Linked DNA regions of Homo sapiens: region 1 is linked to region 2. A link is a contact called in ENCODE POLR2A ChIA-PET data. All regions are on one chromosome and are shown on one strand. Each heading gives the region's core, a stretch centred on a gene start or an enhancer-like site at or near the end of the contact. The rest is flanking DNA. Distances are from core to core; before and after follow the strand shown.

What was found. ChIA-PET counts read pairs that join two places held with the same protein, here RNA polymerase II (POLR2A).
Region 1: POLR2A ChIA-PET joins it to region 2 with 14 read pairs in HepG2. The contact joins two enhancer-like sites. POLR2A ChIA-PET finds 5 or more read pairs at or near these places in 3 of 52 experiments (GM12878, HepG2 and activated T-cell).

What each region holds. Positions count from the first base shown.
Region 1 is chr6:52,783,070-52,790,464 of GRCh38, forward strand. No RefSeq gene overlaps it. Among named protein-coding and RNA genes, the nearest start is that of GSTA1, 17 kb to the right of the region's middle. Within about 2 kb of position 5,067, at least 4 of the 41 ENCODE cell types and tissues checked have a DNase peak (open chromatin) inside an H3K27ac peak, as active enhancers do.
Region 2 is chr6:52,723,201-52,730,039 of GRCh38, forward strand. No RefSeq gene overlaps it. Among named protein-coding and RNA genes, the nearest start is that of GSTA2, 37 kb to the right of the region's middle. RefSeq lists a silencer at 1,406-1,455. Within about 2 kb of position 1,416, at least 17 of the 41 ENCODE cell types and tissues checked have a DNase peak (open chromatin) inside an H3K27ac peak, as active enhancers do.

The sequences.
Region 1 (7,395 bases), core at 3,817-6,316, 64 kb after region 2:
TTACTTCCTCATAGGATTGAGAAAGGGTGAGGCTAAAGGGTTTGGCCCACAAAACCATTTTTCTCTCTAGGCCTCTAGGCCTGTGATGGGAGGGGCGGTAACAAAGCCCTGGGCATGCCCTGGAGACATTTTCCCCATTGTCTTTGCTGTTAACATTTGGCTACTTTTGCAAATTTCCAAACTTTTGCAAAAGGAGCAGTATGTTCATAACTGAGACTTTTGCAAATTTCTGCCACTGGCTTGATTTCATCCCCTGAAAGTGGGGTTTTCTTTTCTACCATATGATCAGGCTGCAATTTTTCCAAACTTTTATGCTCTGCTTCCCTTTTAAATATAAGTTTCAATTGCAGATTGATTCATTCAGATTCAATGACAGATTTCAGATCATGTCTTTGGGAACACATATGAACATATGCTGTTAGAAAGAGCCAGGCTAAATCTTGAATGCTTTGCAGCTTAGAAACTTCTTCTACCACATACCCTAAATCATCTCTCAAGTTAAAAGTCTCACAGATCTCTAGAGCAGAGGCACAATGCCACGAGTCTCTTCGCTAAGGCATAGCAAGAGTGACTTTCACTCCCATTCCCAAAAGGTTTCTCATCTCCATCTGAGACCTCAGCCTGGACTTCATGGTCCATATCACTGTCAACATTTTGGACAGAACCATTCAACTAGTTTCCAGGAAGTTCCAAACTTACCCTCATTTTTCTGCCTTCTTCTGAGCCCTCCAAACTGTTCCAGCCTCTGCTCCTTACCCAATTTTAAAGCAGCTTCCACATTTTCAGGTATCTTCATAGGAATGTCCCACTTTTCTGGTACCAATTTCTTGTATTAGTCCATTCTCACACTTCTATAAAGACGTATCTGAAACTGGGTAATTGATAAAGAAAAGAGGTTTAATCAGCTCACAGTTCTGCAGGCTGTACAGGCGTCTGCTTCTGTGGAGGCCTAAGGAAACTTACAATCATGGTGGAAAGTGAAGGGGAAGCAAGCACATATTCACATGGCTGTCAGGAGAGAGAGAATGAATGGGAAGGTGCTACACACTTTCAAACAACCAGATCTCATGAGAACTCTATAAGAAGAAAGCACTAGGGGGATGATGTGAAACCATTCGAAAACACCCCATGGTCCAATCACCTCCCACCAGGCCCCACCTCCAACACTGGGGATGATGTGAAACCATTAGAAAACACCACATCGTCCAATCACCTCCCACCAAGCCCCACCTCCAACACTGGGGATGACAATACAACATGAGATTTGGGTGGGGACACAGAGCCAAACTATATCAGGTGTCATATTTTTTTCCTGTGAATTATTTTATAGCCTGGACAGGTCTCACATCTGGATCCAAAAGGAGGACATCACTGAAGCTCCTAATCTTTCCTTTATATTTTTCCCCACTATTAAACATTTATTCCAGGACATTGTTGACTTATATTCTAATGGCACCATACATATTAGCTGGGTTCCTTTAGGTGCATTTTAAAAACTAGCTATAAGGCTGGGTATGGTCACTCACACCTGTAAACCCAGCACTTTGGGAGACAGCAGCGGGAGGATCACTTGAGCCAGGAGCTTGAGTGCAGCATGAGCAACATAGCAGACCATGTCTCTACAAAAATAAACAAATTACATCAGGTGCAATAGCGTGCACCTGTGGTCCCAGCTACTCAGTAGACTGAGCTGGGAGGATTGATTGAGCCCAGGAGGTGGTGATTGCAGTGAGCCATGATTGTGCCACTGCTCTCCAGCCTGGGCCATGGAGAAAGACCCTGTCTCTGAAACAAAGCAAAACAAAGCCAGTTATATGCTGCAGTAATTATTTAGTTATTCTATCAGCTTCTGAATTTTAATACTTGAGAAGTCATGTAGTCTGCAGATTCCAAACCACAAAATATTTTGCTCCCATACCCCAGAGGACATTCAGAGTATCTGGAGACATTCTTGGTTGTCACATCAAGGCAGAAGGTGGTGGGTAGTGCTTCAACATAGGTAGGTGGAGGCCGGTGATGCCTTGGAACATCCTATCATGAACAGGACAGCCCCTGAACCCAAAGAATTACCCATCCCAAGGGGTGCCAAGGGTAAGATGAGAGACTTTTCCTTAGCCATTTTCAAGGTTTGCTGTGAGTTGGTTGAACCCTAGATAGAGAATGTAACTTGTCATCTAGCTAATTAGTGGGAAAGACTGAATCAGATTCTAGTTTTCCTGACATTCAGAAACTAATTTATTCCTATTATAAATCAACCTTAATTTTGAATTTTCACAGCTATAAAGTATTACAGTTACTTATATACACATTGTGTCCCTACTAAATTGTGAGGTTCCGAAAGAGCAGAGAGGTCTCACAGTATGTTTAACACAGTGTATTGCACATGGTAGTATTACAATATCACTGATACTTGGATAGATCACACAGCAATGCTAGACATTTTAGCAGTCACAGAGAGTTCTATAATTTCATCTTTTGAACTTCCTTGATGAGAAAATCAAATGATATAGAAAAAATTAAATAGAAAAATTAAATAATAGATTCCAGATAATGGATCAACCAATCCTGATTATCAGACTCAATTTTCTACAATTTCACAGAATAAATAAAGATATGGGTGTGGCTCACTGAGTAGACCCAGAAGGACTAAGAAAAGAGGAATTTGGAAAGAGCAAGGTTATCAGGCAAGTGTTTAATTGGGCAAAGGACAAGGATTAACAGATATTTGTTGAATCAGGAATCTGAAAATTCACAAGAAGGGCATTATTGTTTTTAATTTTGTTAATCATTAATCTAGGTCATCTTGCTTTATAGAACTAAAAGTTCTAAAGACTTAAATTCACCTGTAAGTTCTAGAAAACTGCTCTCAAAACATTCTGCCTCCCTTTGGAGCATTACAATCTTAAAGAAATATTGAAAAGCCAATGGCATCAACACTTGACAACAAATCACAAAGCACTTCCTGAAAGAAGCATTAATGTGTGATATCTACCATCAAGTTGCAAATTAGACTTGTGCTTGGCAGGTGTTGGTGGCTCTTTTCTCAGCAGGAGATGGAGGTTTGGAGAAGCAACTGCAGACATGGAACTGTCTAGTTGTATGTCCCTTTTACCAGTCATTGGGAATTCCCAAGTCTGTGATCTTGCCAAATGTAAGTTCACAATAATTGTGTGTTGATTACTTGTCTAGAAAATGTAACTTTAGCATAAACACCTACTTTTGCTCTGGCAATGATCATATTCTCAGATGACCTAAAATGACATTGACAGGTGACAGTGTGCTGGCAGCCCTCGCAGCCCTCGCTCGCTCTCGGCGCCTCCTCAGCCTTGGCGCCCACTCTGGCCACGCTTCAGGAGCCCCTTCAGCCCGCCGCTGCACTGTGGGAGTCCCTTTCTGGGCTGGCCAAGGCTGGAACCAGCTCCCTTAGATTGTGGGGAGGTGTGGAGGGAGAGGCATGGGTGAGAACCTGGGCTACGCCAGGCACTTGCAGGCCAGTGCGAGTTCCAGGTGGGTGTGGACTCGCCAGGCCCCACACTCAGAGTGGCTGGCCGGCCCCGCCGGCCCCAGGCAGTGAGGGGCTTAGCATCTGGTCCAACAGCTGCTGTGCTCAACTTCTCGCTGGGCCTTAGCTGCCTCCCCGCCAGGCAGGGCTCAGGACCTGCAGCCCGCCATGCCTGAGCCTCTCCCCCTACCCCGCCCCCTGACTGTGGGCTTTTGCATGGCCTGAGCCTCCCCAACGAGCGCTGCCCCCTGCTCCAGGGTGCCCAGTCCTATCAGCGGCCCAAGGACTGAGGAATGTGGGCACATGGCACGGGACTAGCAGGCAGCTCCACCTGCAGCCCCGGTGTGGGATCCACTGGGTGAAGCCAGCTGGGCTCCTGAGTCTGGTGGGGACTTGGAGATCTTTATGTCTAGCTAAGGGATCGTAAATACACAAATCAGCACTCTGTATCCAGCTCAAGGTTTGTAAATGCACCAATCAGCACCCTGTGTCTAGCTCAGGGTTTGTAAATGCACAAATGGGCACTCTGTATCTGGTTACTCTGGTGGGGAGGTGGAGAACCTTTATGTCTAGCTAAGGGATCGTAAATACACCAATCAGCACTCTCTATCTAGCTCAAGGTTTGTAAACACACCAATCAGCACCCTGTGTCTAGCTCAGGGTTTGTAAATACACCAATCAACACTCTGTATCTAGCTAATCTAGTGGGGACCTGGAGAACTTTTGTGTCTAGCTCAGGGATTGTAAATGCACCAATCAGCTCTCTGTAAAACAGACCAATTGGCTCTCTGTAAAATGGACCAATCAGCAGGATGTGGGTGGGGCCAGATAAGAGAATAAAAGCAGGCTGCCCCAGCCAGCAGTGGCAACCAGCTCAGTTCCCTTCGACACTGTGGAAGCTTTGTTCTTTCACTCTTTGCAATAAATCTTGCTGCTGCTCACCGTTTGGGTCCACACTGCTTTTATGAGCTGTAACACGCACTGCAAAGGTCTGCAGCTTCACTCCTGAAGCCTGAGAGACCACGAACCCACTGGGAGGAACTAACAACTCCAGAGGTGCCACATTAAGAGCTGTAACACTCACGCGAAAGTCTGCAGCTTCACTCCTGAGCCAGTGAGACCACGAACCCACCAGAAGGAAGAAACTCTGAACACATCTGAACATCAGAAGGAACAAACTCTGGACACGCCGCCTTTAAGAACTGTGACACCGCAAGGGTCTGCGGCTTCATTCTTGAAGTCAGTGAGACCAAGAACCCACCAATTCCGGACAAAACATCGTGACTATTTTTTCCCCTCATGGTATTAATTTTTCTACTATAATTAAATTCTCATAGTCTAGTTTTCTAAATTCTTCATTTTTGCGTTTCTTTAATGATTGTGAGAGTTGTCAGAGTCAAAAGGAGTCACAATGTTAGGAAAACTCTGACAACAGAGCTGAAAAAGGCCATAAAGAGAATGTTCTTACTGTTTATCTGATAACAAAACAAACTAGGAAAAACACAACCTTGAACAAAGGCCATCGCAATCTTAATAAAAGAATCTGTTAGGACACTTGCTCAGCAACTGCCTGTTGAAACTTGGCCTGGCATTACCCTTGTTATTGACATTTGTAGTGACTGATAAGTATTTCAAAACGTTTATTTAATCCTCATTTTATTCCTATAAAAATCTTTGTCTTCCTTAACTTCCCTGAATACATACATAGTTTACTGTGATAAACATATACCCATTACAACACTTAATTCTCAAATAAATATCTTTTATTTGAAAGGGTCTCTTTATTATTTAAGTTGAAACAATGTATCCAAAAGCAGGTGAATGCAGAACTTTTAAACTGTCATCCAAGCACACAGAAAAGGCACTAATATAAGTATAAAACAGATTTTTCTTGTGCCAAGGACACATTTTAAAGTATTTTTCTAGTGACCTAGATGGGAGGTCATGAGGTAATGTAGGGAGACTTCTAAGATCAGTATTTACTTTGTTAAAGGCTGTCACCCTTGTGGCTCAACAACTTAATTTGAGGTCCTAATGTGGTGTATAAACTACATGTTCGCTTCAATAGCTCCCTCCCACTGAAAGGAATAGAGTCAAGTTAAAAACAGCCACTCCCACACATTTCAGGGCTGCAGAACTGCCTACCAGATTCTAAGAAAAATCGCAAGTCATCCTCTTATCACAAGGTAACTAGTTAATATGTTCCTTTTCAAGGTTGGCAATAAAAGTCTAACCAAAAATTTCAGCAGATTTTGCTCTCTTTACAGTAAGTCAGTAGAAACTGGCTTTTTGAAGACGCTCATTTTTAATGACTTGGATGTAAGGACTAAGGCAGATGAGAAATCTCTGCTGGGAGCATAGCTGGCAGGGGATGTCTGTGAAGGGCAGGCTGATGGCACTCTGGAAGTCTTCTCTTACTGGGTTGCCACACAAAATACAGGGCACCCAGGTAAATATGAATTCCAGGCAAAGGATCAGTCATTTGTTAGTATAAGTATGTCCCAAACACTGTAGGAAACATGTTTATACTAAAAAAGTATTGCTTGTTTGTCTAAAAATTCACATTTATTTGGGTGTCCTGTATCTTATCCGCCAAATCTGGCCACCCTATTTTTACAGTGTTACCTCTCTGCATTGCACAAATCACCCTTCCTGGCCTCTGGGCCTTTGCACATGGCATTTGTCCTGACTGGAATACTCCACTTTCACCTCCTACTGTATTTTCTCTATTGTGTCTTTCCCTACATTAATTTACATGATGTATTCAATATCTGATTTCTCCCTAGACCTTGAGCTCCTGAGAACAGAGCCTTCTTATGTCAGTCCAGTCCTTATTGTCTGGGACAAAACCTGGACATTGTAGGAGCTCCTAAAATAAGATAGTTTTAAAATTTACATGGAAAAATTCTGGCAAATACAAAAGTAGAGGGAATAATATAACAAGCTTGAAGGTACCCATGACCTGCATTCATCAATTGCCAGCAACATTTCTTCATCTATACCTGGCAGTGGATTAAGTTATGTTGGCTCCCAAGAAAGACAGGTCCATGTCCAAATCCTTGAGTCCTGTAAATGTGACCTTATTTGGAAAAAGGCTCTTTGCAGATGAGGTTAAGGAACTTGAGATGAGATCATCCTGGTATATCCAGATAGGCCCTACATCCAATGACAAATGTCCCTGCAATGTAGCGAATAGAAGACACAGACACACAGAGGGTGAGGTGCTGGAAGCCCCAGGCAGAAAGTAGAGTGATGTGGCCATGATCCATGAAAGTCCAGAAATGCCAAGAGCCCCCAGAAGCTGTAGGAGGCAGGGAAGGATTGTTCTCTAGTACTTCCAGGGGAATGTGGCCCTACTCACATCCTGACTTCAGGCTTCTGGCCTTCAGAATTGTAAGCAAATGCCTTTCTGATGTTTCAAGCCACCCAGTTTGTAGGAATCTGTGACAGGAGCCACAAGAAAATGATACAAACTCCCACATACTCCCACCACTACCAGGGGATTCTTTTCAAGCAAATCCCAGACAGCATATCATTTCATCTGTAAATACTAGTATTCATCTCTAGAAAGGAAGAACTTCTTTTCTAAACATAATCACACTATGATTGTGTTTAATATGATAATCTCTTATCATATTAAAATTCTATAATTCTTTAATTTCATCAAAGCTCCAGCGTTCTAGTTCATGTAAGTGTCCCATAAAAATTTCTTAGCAGTTTGTTTATTTTGGTCAGCATGCAAGCAAGGTCCTTACAAAGCATTTGAGGGATATGAGTCAATTTTTTTTTTTTTTTTTTAGAAATTAATGAATGAATAGAGACAGGTAGAGAGTGTGGGGGTTTGTGAGTTCTCAAAGCCCAATCTCATATACCCAGGTTCTGGAGTTGCATAG
Region 2 (6,839 bases), core at 166-2,665:
TTATATAATGTATTATATGCAATATATTATATATATATGAAATATTGAGACCAGCCTGGCCAACATGGCAAAACCCCATCTCTACTAAAAATACAAAAAATTAGCTGGGCGTGGTGGTGGGCGCCTGTAATCCCAGCTACTTGGGAGGCTGAGGCAGGAGAATCACTTGAACCTGGGAGAAGGAGGTTGCAGTGAGCTGAGATCAGGCCACTGCACTCCAGTCTGGGCGACAAGAGCGAGACACTGTCTCAAAAAAAAAACAAAGTGTACAGAGTTAAGTGTACAACTGGATAAGTTTTTCAGTTTTGTTTTTGTTTTTGAGACGAGACTCGCTCTGTTGCCTCCAGGCTGGAATGCAGTGGTGTGACCTCAGCTCACTACAACCTCCACCTCCTGAGTCCAAGTGATTCTCATGCCTCAGCCTCCCAAGTAGCTGGGACTACAGGAGTGTGCCACCACACCCAGCTAATTTTTGTATTTTTAGTAGAAATGGGGTTTTACCATGTTGGCCAGGCTGGTCTTGAACTCCTGGCCTCAAGTGATCCGTCTGCTTTGGCTTCCCAAAGTGCTAGGATTACAGGAGTGAGCCACCACACCCAGCCTCAATTGGATAAGTTTTAACACACATATACACCTATGAGACTATCATCATAATCATGATACTGAACTTATTCACATCCTCATGCCCTTTGGAAATCCCTTTCTTCTGCCTGGCCCCATACCACTCATCTGCTTTTTGTCACAATGAGTTAGTTTGCATTTTCTAGAAGTTTATATAATTAGAAGCATACAGCAGGTATTTTGTTTGTTTGGTGTCTTTCACACAGCACAATTATTTCAAAATTCATCTGTGCTTTTTTATGTATTCATTCCTTTTTTTATTGCAAAGTAGTTGAATTCTTTTCCTGTGGCCACTCTAACAAATTACCACAAACTAGGTGGCTTAGACAGCAGAAATTATTCTTGCACATGTCTAGAGGCTAGAAGTCCAGAATCCAGAGGTCAGCAAAGCTGGTTCTTTCTGGAAGCTCTAAGGGAGAATCTGTTCCCAGCCTCTCTCTTGGTTTCTGGTGGCTGCCAGCAATCTTTGGTGTTTCTTGGCTTGTAGCTGCATCGTTAGATTCTGCGTCATAGAAATGGACAGTGGAAAAGGAAATACAGAGAGACTCATGGATTAAGGTGAAGAGGATGAGGGAATAAGAAAGACAAAATGGAATAAATTGGAAGGGGTTAAAAGGAAGTGAGGAGAACTTTGCACCTCTGCCTTTCAGTCAGCATTTTTTAGTTGTTCTTTTGGCAATTTACTCCAACTTGGATTTAAAATTTATGAGAAAAAAAGTCTCTGTTCCAGCAAAGGGATTGCCCAACCTACTGTGTCAGTCTAACGCTGACTCCATGACTGAGCACCAGATGGCGCACTGCCCAGAGCCAAGGGACCTCCCTGGTGGCTGTAAAGAGTTCAGTGCACAGACTCAGCCACTCTTAGGTGACTTTCCACAATTGCAAATGAAACTGAGCTCAGCCTACTCAACCTTCCCTTCCTCTTTTAGATCACTGAGAAAGTCTACTGTCCCAACCATATGCCCTTTTTCGGAGCAAAATTTCTCAAAACGGCTGCCGGTAGCTGCTGTCTCCTCTACCTCACGTCCCATTTTCTCCTCAACCCACTCCAGTCAGGCTTGTGTCCCCATCTTCTCTCCTCGGGTCAGCAGTAGCCTCCGTGGTACCAAATTCAATGTCCACTCTTCCATCCTCTTGCCGGACTGTTGGCCTCATGATGCCACACTTTCTTGGACTTCCTTCTACTTCACTGACCCCTCCTCTTCAGACGCCTTCGCTGGCTCCACCCAGCCTTCTCTTCTCCAACTGCTATCTCCCCCGAGGCGATGTCCTCAGCCCTTCTCTATCATCAGAGGTGTAACTTCCAATACTAGGTCATAAAAGACATTGTAGTTTCCCTCTTGCTTACATACTCCAGGGGAAGTTAGCTGCCATGTCCTGAGGACACTCAAGCAGTCCTACACAGAAGCAGGCATGCCAAAGAAGTGAGATGTATTGCCAACTTTCAGAGAGGAACTGAGGCCTCTGCCAACAGCCATGTGAGTGAGCCATCATGGAAACAGATCCCAGTCAAGCCCTCAGCTGACACAGCCTGTTAGTGACTTGATTGCAGCGTCCTGAGAAATGCTGATTCAGAACCACCCGGCTAAGCTGCTCCCAGATTCCTGACCTTCAGAAATTGTGTGAGATAATAAATATTTATTGCTTTAAGTCCCTAAACTTCGGGGTGAGTTGGTATATAACAATTGATAACTAATACACCCATGCTGGCCTCATCTTTCAATACTTCCTCGCCTTGCTCCCACAACACTAGTGTACCTAAAACACACCCAACTTGTTCCTGACCAACACCCTGTCTCATTGTTCCCTCTGACTAAGACCCTCGCTCACTGGATCTTCTGGTTCCTGTCATTCAGGACTTAGTCTTTCCTGGCATTCTCTGTGCCTAAAACAATTCAGGGAACAAAGTAGGTGCTCTATAAACTTTTATTGAATAGAACTATGAATAAAATACTTTAAACAGTATTTATTGGAACCATAATCCTTGAGAAGATTTTGTCAATTTCTGAGGTTAAAGTCTAATTTTTCTGCTAGGTATACTTAGCTGCCCTGTTGACTTAGAATGTTGCAACTGTATTCAAAGTTTCAAAGGACAAATATATTGAAACAGCTGCTGTGTGCAGAGGGAAGGTGAGTAAAGATTGGAGAAAGGTAGGAGGCAAGGCAGAGCAAAGTCAACACAGATTAAATTTGTGCTGACTCACAGCTGCCTCATCTAAGCAGCTCTAATTGGCAGAATGTTGCTAAAACATATTTGTTCTTCAAGAATATCCCAGAAAACTGGCAAGTCAGTATACCTAATGGCTCAAATATTGACCCAATTCCCCCAGTGCAGAGAAATTAATATCCACTTCAGTTATACACACACACACACACATATATATATAAACTCACTATTAAAATGGCGGATGGTGTAAGTATTAAATACCAAATGTTAATTACTTCTTAACAAAAATCTTCATACTTTTATGTCACAGACTACCCAGGAGTGATAGTCAGAATGTTTAACATCTGGTATGGTAAATATAATATATAAATCTGTATATATACCCAAAATTAAAAATAAATTTCCCTTTATTTTCTAGCTATGCTAAACTATATATAGCATAAAATGGATAACACTTTATAGCAAATCAGTAATAAATTATTGTCATAATGTCCAGTCATTTATAAACTGACCGTGTCTTCAGGGCTACTTAGGTTGACAGTGGATCTCTCTCTATGAAAGCCATCAGCTCCTGTTGGTGCAGACTTTTCCTGCAGCTGTGACTCTCAGTGTTTTCCTAGATCCCTGAACTGCTTTCTGCTCTTGTCTCAATGAAGGCCAGGGAAAGGAGAGCCCCAGAGTGCTTCATCATCCGTTGTAGTAGTTTAACCCTTCCCCAGTTTGTAAATAGGTGATATGGTTTGGCTGTGTCCCCACCGAATTCTCAGCTTGACTTGTAGTTCTCATAATCCGCATGTGTCATGGGAGGGACCATGTGGAGATAATTGGATCATGGGGGCAGTTTCCCCCATTCTGTTATGATAGTGAGTTAGTTCTCACAAGACCTGATGGTTTTATAAGGGGCTTCCCCATTCTCTGGGCATTCATTCTCTCCCTTGCTGCCCGTAAAGAGGTGCCTTCTACCGTGATTGTAAGTTTCCTGAGGCCTGTCCAGCCATGTGAAACTGTGAGTCAATTAAACCTCTTTCCTTTATAAATTACCTAGTCTTGGGTATTTCTTCGTAGCAGCATGAGGTCAGACTAATACAATAGGTATTTCATTAAACTTTCTTCAGCCACTCTTTTTGTTTGTTTGGTTGGTTTTTTTTGAGATGGAGTCTCGCTCTGTCACCCACGCTGGAGTGCAGTGGCACAATCTTGGTTCATTGCAACCTCCACCTCCTGGCTCAAGCGATTCTCTTGCCTCCGCCTCCAGAATAGCTGAGACTAGAGGTGTGCGGCACCATGCCGGGTAATTTTTGTATTTTTAGTAGAGACAGGGTTTTGCCTCGTTGGTCAGGCTGATCTCAAACTCCTAACCTCAACTTATTCACTCGCCTCAGCCTCCCAAAGTGCTGGGATTACAGGCATGAGCGACTGCACCTGGCCTCTTCAGCCACTCTTTTTGAGTGGTCATTTTGCCACCTGCAGGAACTTCTTTAATACAAATTTACATATTGACTCGTAATTCTTTATATGCAAATCTTTTTCCTTGGGGTTAATTATGCACCCCTCAAAGGCTAGGATTATTATACCTTATTCATCTTGTATTCCCAGCAGCAACCATTGTGAGGTAAATCTTACAAGGTTCACTTCAGGATGATAATAATAATAATAAATTATAAAATATCTCTTGTAAACTGGGGAAGGCTGGGTATGATCAGGTTGAAAACTCTATTGCAGAGTGAGAGTATAAGAGTCTACCGTTGGGATATTTATCTGCTGAAGAGGGAGCAGGTAAATGTGCAAAGGGAACTGGGAAACTCTTAGGAAGATATCTTGGAATATCTTGGTTGGTCTGAATTGACCTAACCCTCAGTAGACGTAGAAGACATGAGCCATGAGTCCCATGTCTCTGTCTGTCCTAACACACCTAATTGTGGCAAAGCTCACATTATGAAAATGTGCAATCGGGACCAGTGCCCTGGGTCTAACCCCCTAGATCTTAGATTTTCTGGGGAAGCATAAGTTATGGGCTTAGTACATGGCTGAAGCTAGAAATTGCTCCATCCTCATCTCTCCTGGACAGTGGCATGCCAGAGAAAAATGACTCTATATATCCACCTACATTTTGAGATCCCAGGCCTGAGGGATAGCAGGGAGGGAGACTTCCTCTTTCTTCTTGTGAAGGGACAGAGAATGAAGATTCTGGGACTCATGTGGACAAATTGTGGCCAGTGTTTCAACCAAACCGCCTCAGATCATGAAGTCTATGGGACAACAGGAACTCCATGTGGCAGATAGCAGCAGAGACTGATAGAATTTTCTACTGGTGTCAGGGCTACTTGACTCCTTGAATGGAATAAGCCCCTAGGTTGTTGGATTTAATGTGGGTATTAATTAATTAGGAGGCCAGTAGGCTGAGATGTCCCCAGTGCCTTGAGTCTTATGTAAGCAAGCTAAAGCTCAACTCAGCATGAAGGTCATATCCTAGGAAAACAAGAAACTTAAACTTAACCTATCAGAAACTGCCAACTAACTTCTAACTAGTGACTTTTCACCTTAACCAAGCAAATATTTTCTTTGTTTTGCTTCCATAAACACGTTATCAAAGTTCTCCCCTCACACCCCCTCCATGAAGTCCAAATTGCTTGTGGTTTGGCACTGCCCGATTCATGAATGTCTGTCTGCTCAAAATAAACTCTTTAAAATTTTAATGTGCCTACGTTTATCTTTTAACATAGGAAAGAGACTCCCAGAGGGAAAGAATGTTCTTGCTATTCTGAGATGGATGCTTAAGTGACTGAAAATGAATATTTAAAAGCTGTGATTTTATTTTATTGATGCCAGTTTGGCAAAGCAAGTTGTATACTTCCACAGCTCCCTCTTTTCTCAGGACAAAATTCAAACTTCTTGTCATGGCCTTCAAAGTCCTTAGGCCTGCGGGCCTTGTTCCCGGATCCTACCTCATCATCACTCCTGCTACCTCGTGCTTTAATGCTTCACTCAGACTGTCTTCTCTTTCTTTGAATACACCTTGCTCAGTCTCTCTCTTTTACACCATTAACCGTGCTGAGCCTCCATCAGGATTCCACCCCTGCTGCCCAACTATAGCTCTACCTCATAACTGCAACTCGTCTTGCCTGCAAATCTCAAGTCAGATATGACTGCCCTCCCTGAGAATCCACCTCTGACCCATGGAGTCCAGCTGAGGTGGCCTGACCAGGTGCACCCCCAGCATTATCTCATCCCTTAGCATGGAGTTGTGAGTTAAATTTTGTTCCCCAAGAAGAGTATGTTGAGTATGTTCAAGTCCTAACCCCAGATACAAATAAGGTCTCTGGAGGTGTAATCTAGTTAAGATGAAGTCACACTGGATAAGGGTGGCTCCCAATCCAATTCCTGATGTCCTTATAAGGAGATCATTTCTTATTACTACTTATTTTTTCATCCCACCAAACTGAAGGCTGGACTACCCCAAAAGTGGCAGAGGTGAATTCCCACAATTTCATTCTGAGGTGGGCCAGTTGGGATTCCAAAGAAAGAAGCACTAAATGCTAAGTTGATCAGTCCACTGCATTTACTAGGGGAACTTACAGTACTGCAGCAGTCCTCATGACAGATGAAAGAAAAGGCATGTTCTACCTAGAAAAGTCCGCAGTGAGGGGGTCAGGGTATGGAATCCATGTGAAACTTTAAGGAGTTTGGCTCAGAACCAGGACCAGTTTCTTTTTGTATTTGGAGCAACAACCTAGATATCTTTATCAGTGTCTGCAAATGTTCAAGGCCCTGGTTTAGCTTTAAGCCTGCTGGGAAAAACCTGCAGCTGGTTGGGTCATGGAGTGGCCAAGGCACTCTGATTTGCAGTCAGGACACAGAAAGAAAGCAAGGGAACTGGAGGACCCTACAGTCTACCTCTCTGACTGGCTCTTACAATTTCACAGGGCCACCTTTTTTGTGATGTTTCCTAAGCAGGCAGAAAAGGGTGGGATCTCCTATAAGGTCCTTTGCCCCTAAGTTTATGAAACACTGCCAACAAAACCTACACCAACAGTAAATACAGATGCACATG